Regions from separate parts of the Homo sapiens genome. Here region 2 is linked to region 1. The links are chromatin contacts, found by Hi-C or POLR2A ChIA-PET in ENCODE. All regions are on one chromosome and are shown on one strand. The core of a region is the stretch at or near the end of the contact, and the rest is flanking DNA. Distances in the headings are between cores, read along the strand shown. Region 1 holds the start of WDR13 (WD repeat domain 13). Region 2 holds the start of PORCN-DT (PORCN divergent transcript).

Evidence for each region. A loop is a pair of places that touch in the nucleus more often than their neighbours do. ChIA-PET counts read pairs that join two places held with the same protein, here RNA polymerase II (POLR2A). Pooled maps may share reads with other maps.
Region 2: a pooled map shows a loop between it and region 1 (11-fold over the local background). The contact joins the promoter of PORCN-DT here to the promoter of WDR13 in region 1. A Hi-C loop is called at or near these places in 6 of 37 single-sample maps with no recorded cell type and 11 of 50 pooled maps. POLR2A ChIA-PET finds 5 or more read pairs at or near these places in 5 of 52 experiments (AG04449, B cell, GM10248 and 2 more).

What each region holds. Positions count from the first base shown.
Region 1 is chrX:48,593,372-48,598,741 of GRCh38, reverse strand. WDR13 (WD repeat domain 13) reads right to left here and starts at 1,250. Exons shown (of 10, transcript NM_001347217.2): 1 at 1,128-1,250; 2 at 705-784; 3 at 1-25. The coding sequence starts at 745. RefSeq lists enhancers at 455-514, 535-604, 625-944.
Region 2 is chrX:48,505,590-48,510,839 of GRCh38, reverse strand. It overlaps PORCN-DT (PORCN divergent transcript), which reads left to right and starts at 2,001. Exons shown (of 2, transcript NR_135596.1): 1 at 2,001-2,121; 2 at 3,785-4,314. PORCN (porcupine O-acyltransferase) reads right to left here and starts at 1,848. Exons shown (of 15, transcript NM_203475.3): 1 at 1,737-1,848; 2 at 884-1,056. The coding sequence starts at 1,019. RefSeq lists a silencer at 1,622-2,021.

The DNA of each region.
Region 1 (5,370 bases), core at 1-2,500:
CGTTGGTGTGCGGTACGCGTTGTACCTGCAGGGTCAGGATGCAGGGCAGGCAGCAGGCACAGGACAGAGGGAATCAATCAGCTCGGGGGGGGGGGTACGGCAGGAGAGTGAGGTGTGTGGCAGTGACTGGGGCCTAGGTGGTAAGAATGACTAGCAGTGGTGATGAGGGACCTCTTGGTCCTGTGGTGGGAGTGAGTCTGCAGTAATAATGAGCATGGTCATGAGGTCAGTTTGCAGACAACAGAGTCAGTCTGCTGCCGTGCTGGGGTCCCTACGGGGTGACTGGGTCAGCGCAGACAATAATTAGGGTCAGTATACCAGGGCGACAGAAATCAGACTGACATTATGGGGGTCAGCGTTGGGAGGTGATGGGGTCAGAATGGGGAAGTGATGATGTAAAAAAAAAAAAGTCTAGGGGACACCCATAGGGGATAGGATGTCACCTGCCTGAGCCCCACCTCCCTCTCACAGGTAGCCGCTTTGCGCATGCCCACATCTGACCACATTTTCCCAGCTTGCTGTTTAGAATCCTCTCCGGCGCAGCCAACTCACCGCGGGCGTGCCCGCCCCCGCTACTGCGCATGCTCACCTCCGGCATGCCCACGCAGCCGCATAAGGCAAGTTCTCCGCCCAGCCTCACTTATCGCCATTGCGCATGCACCACAGTAAGTTCTGCTCCCATGGGCTTTGACCCCACGCCTCACCTCGCGTCCACTGCTAAGACTTGCTGCCACACCGCGGCCATTCCCCGGCCTCCTCCTCTGGCGTGTCCGCCCGCGGCAGCCTGCAGGACAAGGGCCTGGAATGTGAGCGTCCCGAGCGAAGGGATCTAGTTCCGTCCCTTCCACCAGGCGACCATTGCCATAGACATCGAGTCCCTCCGCGCCGGAGATGTCACGAACTCCCCCCCGGGTGTTACCATGGTCATCACCCCAGCCCTGCCCTTCCTGGGCAGCGCCCGGGTGACACACAGCGATTCAGAACAGACACCGCCCCTCCCCAGTCGCCATAGCAACGCCCCTCCCCCGCCTAGCATTCCTTGCTTGACATTCTCCACCCATCTTGTCCCCGCCGCCCTCCGCCTTCCCTTCTCAGATCCAAGAGCATAGCCCGGGATCGGGGACCACCTCCGGGGCTGCCTCCGGTTCTTGAGGCCCCCCGGAGCGGCCCTGAGACCACTGTCGCCGGTTCCTTCTGTCTCTCCTCCCTTTCTCAGGCTCCAGGCAAGATGGCTGCCTGCTATCAGAAAGAACTGCCGAGCCCAGAGCGAATCGATAGGCATCCTTCCCAGGGCGTGGGAGTCTCGCAGGCGCATTGAGGGACATTGGCTTCAAGCCCAAGGACGGAGGCTCCACCCCTTGACTTCTACCCACTCGTTAATTGCACTTTTTGTGTATACAAGGATAATGTCCAAGGGACATAGCGTCAGGGGTGAGTTTGCTAATCATTCCCTAGAAATCAGAAGTACAACATTATAAAAAAGAGAAGAAACACGACTTTTAAAAAGTGGTGTAGGGCCGGGCGCGGTGGCTCACGCCTGTAATCCCAGCACTTAGGGAGGCCGAGGCAGGTGGATCACTTGAGGCCAGGAGTTCAAGACCAGCCTGGCCAACATGGTGAAACCCCGTCTCTACTAAAAATACAAAAATTAGCCGGGTATGGTGGCGGGCGCTTGTAGTCCCAGCTACTCGGGAGGTTGTGGCAGGAGGATTGCTTGAGCCCAGGACGCGGAGGTTGTAGTGAGCTGAGATCGCGCCACTGCACTCTAGCCTGGGCGACGGGAGTGAAACCCTGTCTCAAAAACAAAAACAAAAAAAGTGGTGTAGGCCACTTTTTAGCAGCACAATCTTGTCCAAGCAAAACTTGAATAATAGAATAAAAAATCATCATATATGCAAAGACGCCTTGAAAGTTCACCAGTTCTTGCAGTGGGCCTCTGCACACCCCTGGGATGAGTAAGGTCGGTTGTGTGTGTGTGACTGGGATGGTTGGACTTGGATGCCCCCAGACAGCTTGAGGCTTGAGTTTCTTTCTTTTTTTTTTTTTTTTTTCTTTTTGAGACGGGAGTCTCGCTCTGTCGCCCAGGCTGGAGTCCAGTGGCGCGATCTCGGCTCATTGCAAGCTCCGCCTCCTGGGTTCACGCCATTCTCCTGCCTCAGCCTCCCAAGTAGCTGGGACTACAGGCGTCCGACACCACGCCTGGCTAAATTTTTGTGTTTTTAGTAGAGAGGGGGTTTCACCGTGTTAACCAAGATGGTCTCAATCTCCTGACCTCATGATCCGCCCGCCTCGGCCTCCCAAAGTGCTGGGATTACAGGCGTGAGCCACCGAGCCCAGTCGAGGCTTGAGTTTCTAAAGACAGAAGATAGAATTAGGCAAAAGAAGCTTTGGGGTTTGGATCCAAAGAGGCTATCTGAATCATCTCTATTTCAACTTCCAGCAGGAAGCTGCTTTCAAACTGTTCATCTTAACGTTATCAGGGTAAACTTCCTGTTGGATCTTAACATCAACTGACATAAAATTCAAAGCTGTTATTTTCCACATTATTTTTATAACAAATACAATCAATTCAACAATGTTTTAAAGTCACCGAAAGATCACACTGTATTGTGTTGACTCAGCATCTCCCTTGTCCCTGTAACAAGCTTATCAGTGTCTTTTCATATTAAATACTCTTTTGTAACATGATTGATAAAGAGTAAACTCTATTTCACTGCACAAACATGTAACCTTAACAAGAACAACTAATATTTATGAGACAATGTGCTGGGTACTGTTCAAGGTATTTTATACATATATTAATCTATTTAATCTTTTTTTTTTTTTTGAGATGGGGTTTCACTCTGTCACCCAGGCTGGAGTGCAGTGACACGATCTTGGCTCACTGCAATCTCTGCCACCTGGGCTCAAGCAGTCCTCCTACCTCAGCCTCCCGGGAGCTGGGACCACAGACATTTGCCACCACGCCCGGATAATTTTTCTATTTTTGGTAGAGACGGGGTTTCACCATGTTGGCCAGGCTGGTCTCAAACTCCTGAGCTCAAGTGATTCGCCCGCCTCGGCCTCCCTAAGTGCTAGGATTACAGGCGTGAGCCACTGTACCCAGTCAATTTAATCATAATAACTGAAGGTTGTGGGTCCTGTTACTATCCCCATTTTACAGATGAGGATATCTGAAGCCCAGGGAATTCAAGGGTGACATTTTATTGAACTGGTTCCCTTACGTTTTTTTTTTTTTTTTTTTTTTTAAGACATGGTGTCAACTGGGCGTAGTGGCTTATGTCTGTAATCCCAGCACTTTGGAAGGCTGAGGCGGGAGGATCACTTGAGTCCAGGAAGTTGAGACCAGCCTGGGGAACAAAGTGAGACCCCATCTCTACCAAAAATTAGGCATGGTGGTACATCCCTGTAGTCCCAGCTACTCGGGAGGCTGAGGCAGAAGAATTGCTTGAGCCTGGGAGGTTAAGGCTGCAGTGAGCTGTGATCATGCCACTACACTCCAACCTGGGCAACAGAGCGAGACCCTGTCTCTTAAAAAAAAAAAAAGAGGTCGGATGTGGTGGCTCACACCTGTAATCCCAGCACTTTGGGAGGCTGAGGCGGGCAGATCACCTGAGGTTAGGAATTCGAGACCAGCCTGGGCAACATGGTGAAACTCTGTCTCTACTAAAAATACAAAAAATTAGCCGGGCATGGTGGCAGGAGCCTGTAATCCCAGCTACTTGGGAGACTGAGGCAAGGACAATCACTTGAACCCTGGAGGCGGAGGTTGCAGTGAGCTGAGATCGTGCCATTGCACTCCAGCCTGGGCAACAAGAGCGAAACTCCATCTCAAACATAAATTAATTAAAAAAGAGAGAGCGACATGGGGTCGGCTGGGCATGGTGGCTCGTACCTGTAATCCCAATACTTTGGGAGGCCAAGGCAAGAAGATCACTTGAGTCTAGGAGTTTGAGACCAGCCTGGGCAACACAGTGAGACTACATCTCTACAAAAATAAAATTAGCTGGGTGTGGTGGTGTGTGCTCATAGTCCCAGCTACTCAGGAGGGTGAGGTGGGAGGATTGCTTGAGCCTGGGAGGTCAAGGCTGCAGTGAGCCATGCCACTGCACTCTGGCTTGGATGTTAGAGTAAGACCCTGTTTTTTTTTTTTGTTTTTTTTTTTTGTTTTTTTTAAAAAGAGAGAGATATGGGGGTATCTTGATATGTTGCCCAGGCTGGTCTCGAACTCGTGGCCTTGAGGCATCCTTCCACCTCAGCCTCCCAAGGAGCTGAGATTTACAGGCATGAGCCACTGCACCCAGCCCTGAACTGGTCCCCTATTTGTGACTGGCATTGGGTTTATTTCCATGTTCTTTTTTCACCATAAAGAGTGTTGTGATAAATACCTTTCCCATTCACTTCCACCTTCTCTCAACAGAGCCCTGCCCCTTCATCCCACCACTCTGCTTCCAAAGAAATATGATGGAATGAAATAACAGAAGAGTCAGGAATTCGAGTCAGGGATACCTGGGAAATTCTGTTTCACCATTGGAATGAATTCTTTTATTGTTTTTCAATATTAACATATTAAATTTATAAAAATTATTTTTAAAACCTCTTCCTATAAGGCTATAAGATACTAGACAAAACAAGCTGATGAAAGGTTTGTTGGCTGGGCACTGTGGCTCACGCCTGTAATCCCACCACTTTGGGAGGCTGAGGAGGGTGGGTCACTTGAGGCCAGGAGTTAGAGACCAGCCTCGCCAACATGGGCACCTCTGCCTCCCAGCTCAAGCGATTCTCGTGCCTTAGCCTCCCAAGTAGCTGGGACTACAATCGTGCACTACCATGCCAGGCTAATTTTTGTGTTTTTAGTAGAGATGGGTTTCACCATATTGGCCAGGCTGGTCTCGAACTCCTGACCTCACGTGATTTGCCTGCCTTGGCCTCCCGAAGTGCTGGATTACAGGCATGAGCCACTCAGCTGGTTTTTCTTGATTAAACATTCCTCTGCTTGTTACAAGCTTTCGGTTAGTTTTCAAAGTTTGAGACCTGCCTGACAGCATGGTGAGACTCTATCTTTACAAAATAAAAAAAAATAACCAGGCATGATGGTGTACACCTGTAGTCCCAGCTATTCAAGAGGCTGAGGTGGGAGATCACTGGAGCCTGCGAAGTTGAGGCTGCAGTGAACCGTGATCACACCACTGCACTCCAGCCTGGGCAACGCAGTGAGACCCTGTCTCAAAAAAAAAACAAACAAACAAACAAAAAAAAAAAAACAAGAAATGCAAAGGAACGCAGTGGACCACATTGGCTGTGTCTGCTTTTCATTGCTACCACAGGCTGAAATAAAATCTCAAGTTGGGCCCCAACTTCAGAGGACAA
Region 2 (5,250 bases), core at 752-3,251, 89 kb after region 1:
AGGTTATTCAGGCAATTCAGGAAGATGATAGATAGATAGATGGATAGATAGATAGATAGATAGATGGATAGATATACAGATAGATAGATAGATAGACAGATAGAGCCAGCTAACGTGGCAAGATGTTGACAGAGAATCTGGTGATGCATACGTGGGTGCTCACTGTACTATTTTTTCAACATTTCAGTAGCTTTGAAAAATTTCAAAATAATAAACCTGGGAAAAAATAGAACATCCATTTAAAATTAAAAAAGAAAGAAAGAAAAAAGAAAGTGTAGAACCTTCGGATCTCAGATTTCCAGAAATCTCCGCCTCCTATAGGAATCTTGGGGACTTGGAATCTTTCATTAAGATACAGGCCTGCTATGACTGTGGAAACATTTCAGAATCCTAGAATCCAGAAATCGCATCATGCCCTGATTATAGAAATCCACAATGCCAACATTTTAGAAGTCTAGAATGTGAGAATTTCAAATTGTCAGAATCTCCAAACGCTGTAATCATGGTACTTTGGGATTCCATAACCCTGTGACATCAGCATGCCAATGTCTTATAACCTTGGGATGTAGACATTTCAGAATCCCAAGATCCAAGAATCTCAGCTTTCTGGAATCCCAGAACTCAGGAATACTGAAGGGCATGGCTTGGCATGGCAGGATGTGGCTCGGTGTGGCATGGCATGGGGTGGCTGGCATAGTAGGATGTGGTATGGTGGAATGGGGTTTGGCCTGGTGGGATGTGGTGGGGCTGAACATGTTGGGGTCCAGCTTGGACATGCTAGGGCCTGGCAGGATGTGACAGGGTAAGGTGTGGCTCGATATGGATGAATGTGGGAGGTCTGATATGGCCTGGCATGGTGGCACACGGTATGGCAGGCACTTACCGAGCCTCCAGAGGAGGCGGCAGGCGAGGCAGATGGCAAGGAGCAGCCAGATCTGGTCAAGGCCCTGCTGGGCAGTAGGCAGGAGACAGCCTTGCAGTAGCTGCTGGAAAAATTCCTGGCGGCTAAAGGTGGCCATTGCAGACCCCCACGGATGGATGGCCAGATGGATAGATCTGTCAAAGCAGGGACACAGAGGGAGCGGGTGTCCGTGGGGCAGACCTCGCTTAAAGGATGCACTCTGGCACTCACATTTCAGTTTGGGGCTGCCCAGCCCATGTAGAGGCACGGTACTGGAGGACTGGGGGAAGGCGTGAGAAGTCAGGTACATCAGACTGAGCCACCAACTGTGTGCATGTGGGTGTTCGGCATGCACACGCACAGCCTGTGACCTGGAGTGAATGAAGGACCTCTGTCTCTCCAGTGCTGTGAACAGTCCAGTCCGATGGTGATGGGATGGCATACATTTCAGGCCCATATATCAAATGGGGCGGGCGACGGGAAGGGGAATCCCTGGTTTCCAAGGTAGAGTCGCTCTGAGTGGAGGGCAGAGAGGGGGATTCTGTGACACTTGGGGGCCGTGTGCATCTCTCCTTGTATGGATGCGGCGGCACGGGGAGGGGGGGTGTCCTGTATCCTCCGCGCCCCCCATCTCATCCCCACCCGGCGAGAGGCCGCCAACAAAGTCCTGCCCAGGTCCGGGGGCTGCAAGGAGGTGGTGGTAGGAGACATAGCCTGAGGGAGAGTCGGAAAGGTGATGGGGAGGGGGTCCTAGCACTCGCGCTACAGATCCGCCTGGGGAGGCCGGCCCAGGGATGGGAGCTGGGGAGCCGCGTGCGCACTACTGGCGACCTACCTGGCAGGAAAGAAGCCGTGGTCCTGGGGACCGAGGACGCGCTGCCGCCGCCGCTGCCTCCTCCGGGCAGCCTCCCCCGCAGGCCGCAAGGCCGGGACCAGCAGCGGCTCCCAGAGCGGCGCGGCGAGCGGGCCCTTTAAATCCCGGGGCGGCCCGGCCGCCGGCTCGGCCAATGGGAGAGCAGGAGGGGGGCGGGGACGGGGACGCGGAGGAGGGGAGCAGGAGGATTGAGGGGAGACCGGCGCGGGGGGACGTCGGCGCGCAGGACGTTCACGCCCGCACCTTTCCGGCCTGTGGCGGTTTCAGCCCCAGACCGTCTGCCTCCGGAGGATTTCTGGCCATCCAAGAACAAACTTCCGAATCTCCAAATTTCCAAGCCTTGGAAGTGAGAAGGGAAAGATGGGGGAGGGAGGAGGGAAGCCGCTGCACCCCCAAATAGTCACCCGCGCACGTCCTCTAAATACCGTGGTGTCCCCGTTTCACAGATGGGAAAACAAACCGAGATCTCTCCTTCCCCAACCTTTGAGAGAACCGAAGTAACTCCCAACCCTCCCACCTCCTGGGACCGGCCAGGAACATTTATAAGTAATGACTGTGTCACCTAGGAACACAAATTAGGCGCCTGTGCTTCCCCTGGGGACGAGCTGTGAGCACTTGGCGTGTCGTCGTTGAGAAGTGATTTGCATGCTTAATTCCCCAGCAGACTCTTTGCTTCGAAGGTGACCCCAGCGACTAGTAAATGTTCTCTGTGAACTAGAGGGAGGCTAGTACCGAGCACTTAAAAGGGGGGCATTTATAAAGCTCTTAAGGGCCAGGCTCGGTGGCTCACGCCTATAAACCCAGCACTTCGGGAGGCCAAGGGTAGGAGGATAGCTTGAGGTCAGGAGTTCGAGACCAGCCTGGCCAACATGGCGAAACCCCGTCTCTACTAAAAATACAAAAATTAGCCAGGCGTGGTGGCGCACGCTTGTAATCCCAGCTACTCGGGAGGTTAAAGCAGGAGAATCAGGAGGCAGAGGTTGCAGTGAGCCAAGATCGCGTCATTGTGGGCTACAAGAGCGAAACTCCGTCTCAAAATAAATAAATAAAGACTGGGCGTGGTGGCTCACACCTGTAACCCAGCACTTTGGAAGGCCGAGGCGGATGGATCACCTGAGGTCATGAGTTTGAGACCAGGCTGGCCAATATGGCGAAACCCTGTCTCTACTAAAAATACAAAAAATTTAGCTGGGCGCCTGTAATCCCAGCTACTCCGGAGGCTGAGGCAGGAGAATCACTTGAGCCCAGGAGACGGAGGTTGCAGTGAGCCGAGATCACGCCATTGCACTCCAGCCTGGGTGACAAGAGCAAAACTCCTTCTCCAAAATAAATAAATAAATAAACAAGAGCGAAACTCCTTCTCTAAATAAATAAATAAATAAAATAAAAAAGAAAGCGCTTACACTGGCCCCATCCGCACCTCTATCTGCACCAACACTAAAGATTTATGTAGCACCCGCCTTCTACCTACCCTACTGCTGCAGTTTCTAGGCATTCCCCTTTGTACCTAGGCTGATGAAGGGCCTATTTTTCCAAAAGAGCACTTACTGGGCGCTTACTGCACTACATGCTTAGCTGTGACGTGGAAGGGAGAAGGAAGCCCAGGTCAAACTGGACGCCACCCTGACCTGGGCAGCCAACTGAAACAGATTTTAATCAGATTAACAATGGCCTGTATGGAGCTGGGCAAGTCATGTTCACTCACCCGTCTCCATTGTCCTTTTCTGTTAAACAAAAGAGTGGGCTTGGCAGGTTTTTGCTGGGAAACACCAATGGTAATTGAAGAGAAATGTATATTTTCTCTCTATTTTAACATGAAGTTAAATGGAGTTCTAGCTCATAAATTAGTATTCATGTATTACAAACAAAAAACATTTAATACGGTAAGAATATGTATATATAAGGAATAATAGCTTAGACCAGATGCACAAATATCAATTCTTTTCCTTAACAGCAGAATACAGGACATACATTTTATGAATTAAATTTCATTTTAATTTTTTTCTCAGTTGTCAAACCCACTCAAGTTGAGTCAACAATGACCCACAGCACCTACCAGAAATACTTCCCTCAATTGCAAGACTTGGCATTTAAAACTGGAAGATTCTTACCACATGTGCTCCTGGGCTTTGCGGACTTGATTGTTTCCATCTAGGCTTTTGACCTGTGTCACAAAGAAGTAGGATCTAGGTTTTAGGATATATAACGAACATCTACAAATCCGAAGAGGACAAACAATACACTTGGCAATAGACATTGGGTACAAATAGGTAATTCACAGCAGAAGAAACCTAAAATGGTCAATATGTATAATATATGAAAAGATAACCCAATCTCTTTACTGCTCAGGGAAATGTAAAATTAAAACAACAGTGAGATATAATACCATTTTACATCTACCAGATGTTGTGCTTCATATTTTTATCACTGGAGCTTAGTAGAGGGTGGACACTCAATAAATGTCTGTGGTCATTCTAGGTTGTGGTTTCTGGGGTGTTTTAGATGAGCTCTCCATAATTAAAGAGATACAAATTAAAAACAATGATATACTATTTTTCACTTATGGGACTGACAAAAATGCCAAGCCTTATAATGATAACATATTTGCTCTCTCTCTGTCTCTGTCCGTTTCTTTCTCCCCATGTATATACATATGTAATTTACATATATATAATTTTTCTGAATGATATACAGTGATTTTTCTGAATTATTTGTTAGTGGTTGCGGATATGACACCCTTTTAACTAAATACTTCAGTATGAATATCCTAAGAGCAAGGACTTTTTTTTCTTTTTTTACATTGCTACCAGCATAGTATGAGGTTTCCATTGCTCCACATCCTCACAAATACTTGTTATCTGACTTTTTGGTTCTAGCCACCCTGGTGGGCATGTCAATAGTGTCCTTGTATAGGAAAAGGGAATCATAGGGTCACAAGATACATTCTGTTATCAGGTTTTTTTAGTCTCCTCCAATGTGGAACAATGTCTCCATCTTCACTTAACTTTCATGATCTTGATGTTTTGGGAGAGCACAGACCAGTTCTTTGGAAGAATGTCCTTCAATTTGGGTTTATCTGATGTCTCCTCATGATTAGATTTGAATTCTGCATTTTTGGCAGGAATTCCACAGAAGTGACGCTGTGTTCTCAGCGTTATCAGGAGGCAGGAGGGTTCAGTTAGTCTCGAAATTGTTAGTATTAGCATTGATCTTTTGCTTAAAGTGGTCTTCTAGTTTTCACCAGTATAAATTTACTATTTTTCCCTTTGTAATTTTTTTTCTTTTTTTTTGGAGACAGGGTCTTGCCCTATTACGCAAGCTTGAGGGCATTGACACAATCATGGTTCACTGCATCTTTGAACTCCTGGGCTCATGTAATCTTCAAGGACTACAGGTGTGAGTCACCATGCCCGGCTAATTTTTAAATTTTTTGTAGAAACAGTCTCACTATGTTGCCCAGGCTGGTCTCGGATTC